2 separate regions of the Mus musculus genome follow, and region 2 is linked to region 1. Evidence: chromatin loops called from intact Hi-C (ENCODE). Cell type or tissue: heart. All regions are shown on one strand. Region 1 holds the start of Tbl3 (transducin (beta)-like 3). Region 2 overlaps Tsc2 (TSC complex subunit 2).

The links. A loop is a pair of places that touch in the nucleus more often than their neighbours do. Peaks named below come from ENCODE experiments on the same cell type or tissue, not always from the same donor. Only the 100,000 strongest peaks of a DNase experiment are listed, where the experiment ranks them.
Region 2: it touches region 1 in a loop (2.0-fold over the local background); 1 of 42 quality-filtered maps calls a loop at or near these places.

The regions. Positions count from the first base shown.
Region 1 is chr17:24,706,247-24,711,246 of GRCm38, reverse strand. Tbl3 (transducin (beta)-like 3) reads left to right here and starts at 3,594. Exons shown (of 22, transcript NM_145396.4): 1 at 3,594-3,723. The coding sequence starts at 3,683. In heart, CTCF peaks have their summits at 129 (motif pointing left) and 2,363 (motif pointing right); a DNase peak (open chromatin) is centred at 3,586; H3K4me3 peaks cover 2,118 bases; H3K27ac peaks cover 1,396 bases.
Region 2 is chr17:24,626,826-24,631,825 of GRCm38, reverse strand. It overlaps Tsc2 (TSC complex subunit 2), which reads left to right. Exons shown (of 42, transcript NM_001286713.1): 3 at 827-913; 4 at 1,847-1,957; 5 at 2,740-2,884; 6 at 3,718-3,835. Among named protein-coding and RNA genes, the nearest start is that of Tsc2, 3.3 kb to the left of the region's middle. In heart, a CTCF peak has its summit at 2,954 (motif pointing right); DNase peaks (open chromatin) are centred at 1,974 and 3,015; H3K4me3 peaks cover 154 bases.

The sequences.
Region 1 (5,000 bases):
TGGGCATTGGGCTGGAGAGATGGCTCAGAGGTTATAAGCACTGACTGCTCTTCCAGAGGTCCTGAGTTCAAATCCCAGCAACCACATGATGGCTCACGACCATCTGTTATGGGATCTGCTGCCCTCTTCTGGTGTGTCTGACAGCTGCAGTGTACTCATATAAATAAAAAATAATAAATCTTTAAAAGTGGGTATTCCCACACTCCTGAATAGGTGTACCTGGCCACTTTTGGGTGTTTTTGTTATTAACCAAAGTTAATCCAGAGGTAGTTAACAACCAAGAATAGCCGTGAAAAGGACAGGGAACTTCCAAGATGGCTTCCTCCTTCTCTTAACCTACGACAAATCCCAGGCAGTTTTAAATGAAGGCCTTGTGAACCTTTTGGTTTTTTTCTAAGACAGCATCTCTCTGTGTATCCCTGGCTGCCCTGGAACTCACTCTGTAAAACAGGCTGGCCTTGAACTCAGAGATCCACCTGCCTCAGCCTTCAGAGTGCTGGGGAAAAAAGGAGACACCACCACTGCGCACGCAGCTCAACTTCACTTTTTAAATTTTCCTTTTGAATATTTTTTCATTTCTTTCTTTTTTTTTTTTTCTTTTTCATTTTTTTGGGGGGGAGGTGGGTTTGGTTTTTTTGTTTGTTTGTTTGTTTTTGAGACAGGATTTCTCTGTGTAGCCTGGCTGTCCTGGAACTCACTTTGTAGACCAGGATGGCCTCAAACTCAGAAATCCACCTGCCTCTGCTTCCCAAGTGCTGGGATTAAAGGCGTGAGCCACCACTGCCTGGCCTTTTCTTCATATCTAACTGTGCCACTACCTCCAGGTTTCACCTGTGCACTGTCTCTCTTGCCAGTAGGGGCCCTGAGAATGGACTGGCTCACCAAGTTCAAAGGTGGGTCAGCATATGTTTACACCACAGTGGTAGTGGTGAGCCAATCAGCCATCCTGTTTTTCCTCAAAGTAACCAGCACTAAATTAGCAGGAGGAAGACACCAGAAACTTTCAAAACTCCAGGCTCTCAAGGAGAAGCTGGGCCTTGTCTCAGTGCCTCTTCTGCATCATGGAGGGTCTTTATGCCTGCTATGTGTATGATTTCCTACCCATAAAAACCAACTTTCTTCGCCTGCTCACTCTGTTTGTCCTGCTTGCCATCTTTGAGAGTTCTCTGCTGCCACCTGTTACACTTGAGTTTCTTTCCCCTGCCTTTTAATTCTTTTATTGGCAGAGAAAATGAGTCTAATCAAGACCCCTAGATGGTTACATCTTTCAGGACTGTTACATATTGACCATACCTGCTAAGGGGCAAATGTAAACATTTCCAGAAGCATTTAATAAAAGAAAATGGTTTATTTGAGACAGGTTTTCACTACAGAGTCTTGGGTGACTTGATATTCATTAAGTAGACCAAGCCAGTCTTGAATTCAGAGATCTGTTTGCCTCTGCCTCCTGAGTACTGGGATTAAAGGTATCTCCAACCATGCCTAGGCCAAAAGCACTTTAAAAATCCATGTTAAGATAAAAAGGCCTGGAAGGAGGGTGGTAATAGCACATGCCTTTAATTCCAGCACTCATGATTCAGAGGCAGGGGGAATCTCTGTGAGTTCAAAGCCAGCCTGGGCTAGATTGTTTCAAGTCAACCAGGCCAATAAAGACCATGTTGCGCGCCGGGCATTTGGGAGGCAGAGGCAGGCGAATTTCTGAGTTCGAGGCCAGTCTGGTCTACAGAGTGAGTTCCAGGGCCACACACAGAAACCCTGTCTCGAAAAACCAAAAAAAAAAAAAAAAAAGACCATGTTGCTTGTTTTCAGAAACACACACACACATACACACACACACAAACTGGCCTAGAGAGATGTCTGAGATGTCTCACTGAGTAACTGCTGCCAAGCCTGATAATCTGAGTTTAATCCCTGGGATCTACACAGTGGAAGAAAGAAGTTATTTCCAGGTCCTCTGTCTATACATATACTATGTGGAGTGGGCAGATGTGTGGCGCGCGCGCGTGCGCGCACACACACACACACACACACACACACACACACACACACACACACACACTAAATGATAACTTGAGGGTATCAGAGAGGCTGAAACAGAAAGAGCTTGAGCCTGAAGCCAGTCTAGATTATCACACAATTCCAGACCAGCCTAAAACTAACTGAATACATAATCAGACTCTTCCTTAATCATTTTTTTTCCCGAAACAGGGTTTTTCTGTGTAGCCTTGGCTGTGCTGAAACTTATGCTATAGACAAGGCCGACCCTGAATTCAGAGATCCACCTACCTCAGCTTACTGAGTGTAAATTAATTTTCTTTTTAAGATTTATTTATGTAACCAGTGTTCTGCCTGCATGTACGACTGCAGGACAGAAGAGGGCACTAGATCTCATTATGTATGTTTGTGAGTTACCATGTGTTTCCTGGAAATTGAACTCAGGATCTCTGGAGAAGCAGTCAGCACTCTTCACCACTGAGCCCTCTCCAGCCTGCAAGTTAATTTTAAAATTTATTTATAAAGTGCTCTATCTACATATACATCTGCATGCCAGAAAGGGACATTAGATCACATTATAAACAGCTGTCAGTCACCATGTGGTTGCTGGGAATTGAACTCAGGACCTCGGGAAGAGCAGCCAATGCTCTTAACCACTGAGCTATCTCTCCAGCCCTGCAAATTATTATTATTTTTTATTTATTATTTATTATTTTTATTTTTTTGGTTTTTCGAGACAGGGTTTCTCTGTATAGCCCTGGCTGTCCTGGAACTCACTTTGTAGACCAGGCTGGCCTCGAATTCAGAAATCCGCCTCCCTCTGCCTCCCGAGTGCTGGGATTAAAGGCGTGTGCCACCACGCCCGGCTACAAATTAATTTTTAATGAAAAGAAAACAAGCCGGAAGGACACGCCTTTAAATCCAGCAGTCGCGAAGTAGAAGTAAGCAGATCTTCAATAGAACGAGTTCTAGGACAACCAGTGCTTCAGAGAATCTGTATCTCGAAAAACACAAAAGGGAGTGGGGGGAGAGGGAGGGAAGGAGGAAAGGAGAGCGAGACAGACAGACAGTTACACACACACAAACACACATCGGGTTGGGGGCGGGGCACAGAGGCGAAAGTCCTGGACAAGATCTACAGAAGCATGTGATAGGGGAAGCTTTTTTTGTTTTGTTTTGTTTTGTTTTGTTTTTGTTTTTCGAGACAGGGTTTCTCTGTATAGCCCTGGCTGTCCTGGAGCTCACTTTGTAGACCAGGCTGGCCTCGATCTCCCCAGTGCTGAGATTAAAGGCGTGCGCCACCACGCCCGGCGATAGGGGAAGCTTTAAGCACCGCCGAGACACCAATCCGTTGTTGTAAAAGACATCTTGTCTAACAAAACCAAAAGAAAAAAAAAAAAAGGACAGGACAGTTAAGGAAAGGAAAGGAAAAAGGAAAGGAAAGGAAAACAGACCCAAATGAAAACAGTAAATAAGACGTTCTACTGCCAGCTGCCAGCATCCACACTGGATATGCCTTCGGCTCCCACTCCCAGTGGCAGCAGCCGGTCTCCCGGCGCGCATGTTGATGGCGTCAAGGAGTTGCGGCTCCTGACGTCATCACCGCGTGCCTTGAAGTACAGAGTAGCACACTGGCCGGTTCACGCGGGGAGAAAGGCTGCTGAACTTGGAGGCGCTGCCCTGGGACATGGCCGAGACTGCGGCGGGATTGTGCCGCTTCAAAGCCAAGTAAGTCCTCGGAGGAGGCGCGGACCCGAAGGGAAATGGGGAGGAACCGGAAAAGGGAGCCAGGAGTTTAGGAGGGGTGTTCATTGTGATAGCGGGGGCTCTGAGTCCTGAGCTCAGTCAGTTCCCCTGTGAACAGCTGCTGTTTAGTGCTAAGATAGGAAGAGGCTCTGCCTTTATTCATAGTGTGCAGTTTTCAGATAACTAATTTCCATCTGTCACTGAGTGGAATGGATTATGGCAAGGGAGCTCTTGCAAAGAAAAGCCTCGGTGCTGACAGCATCTCTGTTGATGGGTTAACTGGTTGCAGAGTCTCCGACGCTGCTTTTATTTTGATGGGCAGACTTCCACGGACTGGACTTAGGAGGTTGGAGGGCAGAGCATTTGAATTTGGAAAGCCCAGCCCAGCCCAAATAGAGGGCAGAAGCAAATGACCTGTTATAGTGCCTGGGCCAGGAGCAGTGACGCTGTGGTGTTGACTATTAAGAAAGATAGGCAAAGCTGGGCATGGTGGCTCACGCCTTAAATCCCAGCACTCGGGAGGCAGAGGCAGGCGGATTTCTGAGTTCGAGGCCAGCATGGTCTACAAAGTGAGTTCCAGGACAGCCAGGGCTACACAGAGAAACCCTGTCTCAAAAAGCAAACAAACAAAAAAGAAAAGAAAAGAAAGAAAGGAAGGCAGGCAAAAGTCCTTCTGGGCCAGGCAGGGTAATGTCACAAAAGCATGTGAGGTGTGAAAGAAGGGGAAGTTTAGGCACTGCAGAGACACCCCTCAGTTGTTTTAGAAGTCATTAGACAACAGAGATGAAAGCGCTGGTAAGAAACTCACTGAGGAGACTGCAATGGCCACCGCCATTACCTCCCAGAAAATTTCATCGGCTTGGACCAAAGCAGTAGAGGGAGTGGAAAAGAGGGCAGCTTTAGTCAGATCCCAGAAGTCACTGTTAGTCGGGAGAAACCAAATGACACTGAGGCTGGAGGAGTGGGGTGGCATGCTGGGCCTACTGGTCAAGACTTTGAGAGTATGTTACTATTCCTGGCCTCCCACAACTAGTAGAGAGCCCCCAAAAGACCTCAGTGCTGAAGCCTGGGCTGTTGGGCTTCCTTCACCTTGAGTCAGGCCCATCTCTTCAACCTGTCTGATGACCCCATGAGAGCCACTGGGGCATGCATCTCAGCCTCTCCATAATGTGAAACATCCTCCCACGGAGATGCTTGGTTTTCACCCCCGGGTTCCTGCTGCTGCCTGGGCGCTCAGCAAGGGCAAGCATTTGTCTCAT
Region 2 (5,000 bases), 79 kb after region 1:
CCCAGTACTGTGGAGACAGATATATGCCTGTCCTCAGGATCTTGGTGTCCTGCTTTAGCACACTTGCCTTAGAAGTTAGGTGTTGTATGAAAACTTATTTTGTTTAGTGTTATGGTAGATAGATGCCCTGTACTCTCTCAGCACGTGAGAGGCAGAGGAGATAGGATTATGAAGTTGGAGGCAACATAATTGTAACCCACCTGAGCTACAGTAGTGAGACTGGGTCCTCCTCTCCTCAAAGATGTTCGTTTCCTTTTTTAAATTGGAGATCCACCCTTTCTTTTTAGGAACTTTTAAAAAAAGATTTATTTATTTAACATACACACACACACACACACACACACACACACACACACACACACACACACACACTGTAGATGACACACCAGAAGAGGGCATCAGATCCCATCACAGATGGTTGTGAGCCACCATGTGGTTACTGGGAATTGAACTCAGGACCTCTGGAAGAGCAGTCAGTGCTCTTAACCACTGAGCTATCTCACCAGCCTCGAGATCCAGCCTTAAAAAACCAAACCAAACACAACAAAACAAAATGCTGGGTGATGGTGGTGGTTGGTGTATGCTGCTAATCCTGCCCAGCACTGGGGAAGTTCAGTACAGCCAGAGATACACAGAGAAACGCTGGAGAGACAGAGGAAGGGATGGAGCGAGGGAGGGAGAGAGAGAGAGAAAAAAAAACAGAGAGAGGAAAGAAACCCCATTGGTTTACAGGGGAAATGCAGAACAACGTTAGGTGGTTTATGGCCAGTGGGTAAGAAGACCTCTTTTTAAAAGCTCAGCCCTTTTCCTCTTTTCTCTTCTCTAGGAACTGAGTGGTGAATGCGGCCTCAACAATCGCATCCGAATGATAGGGCAGATCTGTGATGTGGCAAAAACTAAGAAGCTTGAGGAGGTGGGTTTGCCTCAGCTGCACTGCTGGAGTAGTGCATGCCCACTGCAGGCTGTAGAGAGTCATGCCCACTGCAGGCTCTAGAGAATCTCCAGTCTGCGGCTGCTGCCTTGAGCTGTCTTTTCTTGTTTTTGAGATGTGCTGTGTAGCCCTGACTGGCCTGGTATTGACTGTGTGGTTCAGGCTGATACGCTGTGAACTTGATGTGGTCTTCCTTCCTCAGCCTCTTCAGTGTAGATCAGGACTATAGGCATAGCCCAGAAAGCTAGCTTTGTGATGAGGCAGTTTTTACCATTTTAGAGAAATTTAGCTTTCATCTTAATGATGTGGAAGCTTCTAGAAATGCCCTAAGTGCAACCTGAGAGACTTACCTTGGTGGTAGCAAAAGAAATGAGCTTTCCCTGAATTCCTGGAAAAGCTTATGGCTATGTACGTCTGCTTATCCTCTTTGTCGTGGTGGTGGTTGAGACAGGGACTTACCATGTAGACCAGGCTGGCCTTAGATTCAGAATCCCGTGCCTGTGTTTCCAGTGCTGGGATTAGAGGCGTGCGCTGTCGCTGCCACCTGGCTTCCGAGCGAGCAGATCTGGAACATTTAGTCGGGGCTCACTCACACAGGAACACCTTGGAGTGGGTGTCTGGGGCAGATGCCTGTTTAGGGTTCCATCTGTGCTGCTTGTTCTAAGCACCATGGTGCCTCTGAGTGCAGCGAGAGCTACCAGGGACTCCCTGGCAGGCGGCTTCCCTGTCCTCCCTGGTCTTTTCCACGCCGAGATCCAGGGCCCATTAAACAGACTTGGCTGGGTGTCAGATGTGGCGGCAAAAATGTCACGGTTTTAAGTCAGAAGGCCCTATTCCGTGCTCTGTGTTGTCCTTTGCGGGGCTAAGGTCCCTGGAGGCTACACCCTTCTCACTGTCCCCTTTTTGTCATGGCAGCATGCAGTGGAGGCACTTTGGAAGGCTGTCTCAGACTTGCTACAGCCAGAGCGGCCACCAGAGGCCCGGCATGCAGTTCTCACCTTATTGAAGGCCATTGTACAGGGACAGGTAAGGGGTGGAGCTGTGTGAGCCTGTGGGATGAAGGCAGACCGTCACCGTTTGAGCTCCTGCCTTTGCTGGTGTGCCAGGGCAGGGTCCAGCGATTAACAGGCCTGACTGAGTGTGAGAACATTCTGGTGTCACGTGTCTGGTGATCGACCGTGCCCAGTCACTGTAGCTCCTGAGCCTCCGTCTTATGTGGGAGTAGAGAATGACAGCTATAGCTACTGGGGGTGGTACAAGTAGTTTGTGCAGGATATTAGGTTATGGTGGTTGTTAGTTCGCTGTTACTGACCAGTTGTGGCCACTCCCTGCCCTTCTCTAGCCATTTAGGTCTCAACTGGCCCTTTAACCCTCATGGTCCTCTGTGCATTCCCGGAAGGGTCTTCCTCTAGGCCATTCTCTTCCTTGATAGTCTAGCCTCTCCAAGAGCTGTGGTATCTCTCCTAAGGGCTGTGGCACCTCTTCTGGGGCTAGATCTTTGTCCTCCCAATATGTGGGCACACTAGTCTAGCCTGACTCTTGAGTTGGGCCAGAGCAAGAGCTTTACTGTCACACTGTGTGCCTGTCCCTAACCATGTCCAAGCTTAATGCATTAGGTGGTATATACATGACATTCAGCTATTGGCTGGTGCCTCTGGCCACTGTCTGAACCTGTGATATTGCTAACCTGCCTTCCATAAGGTACTTCTAGAACAGGCATGTCTGGAGTCTTGGGTCCTTATGTACTTCTTGGCTTTTCGAAAGCTGCATGGGAAATGCTGGAAAGGCTCTATTGTTTTTGTCTTTAGGGTGATCGTTTGGGAGTTCTCAGAGCCCTCTTCTTCAAAGTGATCAAGGACTACCCCTCCAATGAAGACCTCCATGAAAGGCTAGAAGTTTTTAAGGCCCTCACAGACAATGGGAGGCACATTACCTATTTGGAAGAAGAACTGGGTAGGTGTCACACAGAGAGAGGATGAGAGATGCCTGAGATGAGAAAAGGTGCTGCAGTTCACGGGGTGGCCTGCAGGGGGCACAGGGCCATTTACCATTTGCCTTGGGAGCTTATCAGTGCCCTTCTGGGATTCACTGCAGACCTGCTGCTTGAAGTCTTTGGCTGGCAGGGCCCAGAAGGTGCCTTTGAAATGAGTGGTGCGTTTATCTTTGGAGAGGGTGCCGAATCTGCGTGCCTGGGTCCGTCTTCTTCCCTGTCACCAGTGGACCTGTGTTGTTACTCTTTGTCAGTGTGGCTTGACATCCCAGCCTGGTTTCTGCTTGCCTCCTGTCATGTGACAGTAAGAGGTTTTAGTACGTTTAAGACTTCCTTTCCCTTTGGTGAGAAAAAAAGAAAGACTGGGGAGTAAGTCAGCTTGGGGCTCTGCTATTCTGATGCCCAGCAATGGTCCTCGACTGCTGATCTGCCTCTGGGACAGGTGCTGTTACAGTTTGCCATCAGATTCTCTGAGGCTGTATGGCCTGCAGCCTTGCCTGTATCTATGTATTCTTTATATCTTCTAGAGATTTTTTATGGGGTTGGGGATCTCCTAAGAACCTGCTTCCTGAGCAAGAATTTTAATGTTTGTGTGCCCTGTAATGGAGCCAGTCCTTGAATGGAACGTATGCCTCTTTTATCTGCTCAGTTCCAACACCCAGGCAGAGCAAGTGTCTGTGCAGGGCTTGCTCAGATTCCTGCTGAGCCTCCTTGGGTCCAGTATGTTGCAGTGATAGGATGCAGACCGATCTTCCTGGAGGAGGAGGAGGATATAGCCTCATCTTTTCTCCTACAGCAGAGTTTGTCCTGCAGTGGATGGATGTTGGCTTGTCCTCAGAATTCCTTCTGGTACTTGTCAACCTGGTCAAGTTCAACAGCTGTTACCTTGACGAATACATTGCATCAATGGTTCAGTAAGTAACAATGTAACTAAGGGCTGAAGTGAGGCTGAGCAGTAGAGTTGCTGCTAGCATGTAAGAGACCCTGGGTTCCACTCCCTGCCCCAGAAGAAAGAAAGAACTTTAGTGGCTCTTTGATATCAGTTCCACGGTCTTGGGTCTCAAGCTTAGCTCTTTAGGATTAATAACGTTAGTGAAGCTACCAGATAAATGAGATTGCCAGTGGACAAGTGCACTTTATTTATATATTTATTTATTTATTTATTTGGAGACAGGGTTTTTCTTTGTATCTGTGGCTATCCTGGAACTCAGTCTATAGACCAGGCTGGCCCTGAACTCACAGAGATCTGCCTGCCTTTACCTCCTGAATGCTGGGATTAAGGTGTGTGCCACCACCAACCACCATAAGCACATATTTTTATTTTTACACTTTACTTTGTTATTGTTTTTTTTTTCCACGTGCACCATGGCATGTGTGTGGAGGTCAGGGGACGGCTTTGTGGAGTCTGTTTTCTCCTTCCCACCTTTACATGTGATCTGAGGACAACACTCACGTTTTAGATTTATGCAGCAAGCACTTCAGTTGCAAGTGTCTCGCCAGCTCCCTTTTCCTTATGTTTTTCCTTTGTGGTTTCTAGGCAGGGTCTCACTATATAGCTCTGACTGGCCTGGAACTCACTCTGTAGACCAGGCTGGCCTCCAACTTAAAGAGATCCCCCTGTCTCTGCCCCCTGAGGACTGGGACTAAAGGTGTGTTCTACCATGCCCAGCCCCTTTTTGTCATCATTTTTTATTGTATTTTAATAATTTATTCATGTACCTGAGTATTTTTCTTGCATATATGTCTGTGTACCATTATATGCCCTGCCTGCGGAGGCCAGAAGGTATCAGATACCCTGGTTAAAGATGGTTGAGAGCCACTCTTTGGGTAGTGGGAATTGAACCTGAGTCTCCTAGAAGAGCAGATGGTGCTCTTAACCACTGAGCCGTTTCTCCAGCCCTGTGTGTGTGTGTGTTTTGTGTGTGTGTGTGTGTGTGTGTGTGTGTGTGTTTAAAGCCATCTTGAGATCTCAGTGGAAGCAGAGACTTTGTTTGCTTTACACCATGCACTCAGCGCTGGGCATGTGGTTGGCACAGAACAGGCACACTGTGGACAAGCACACTATGATAACTGATACCA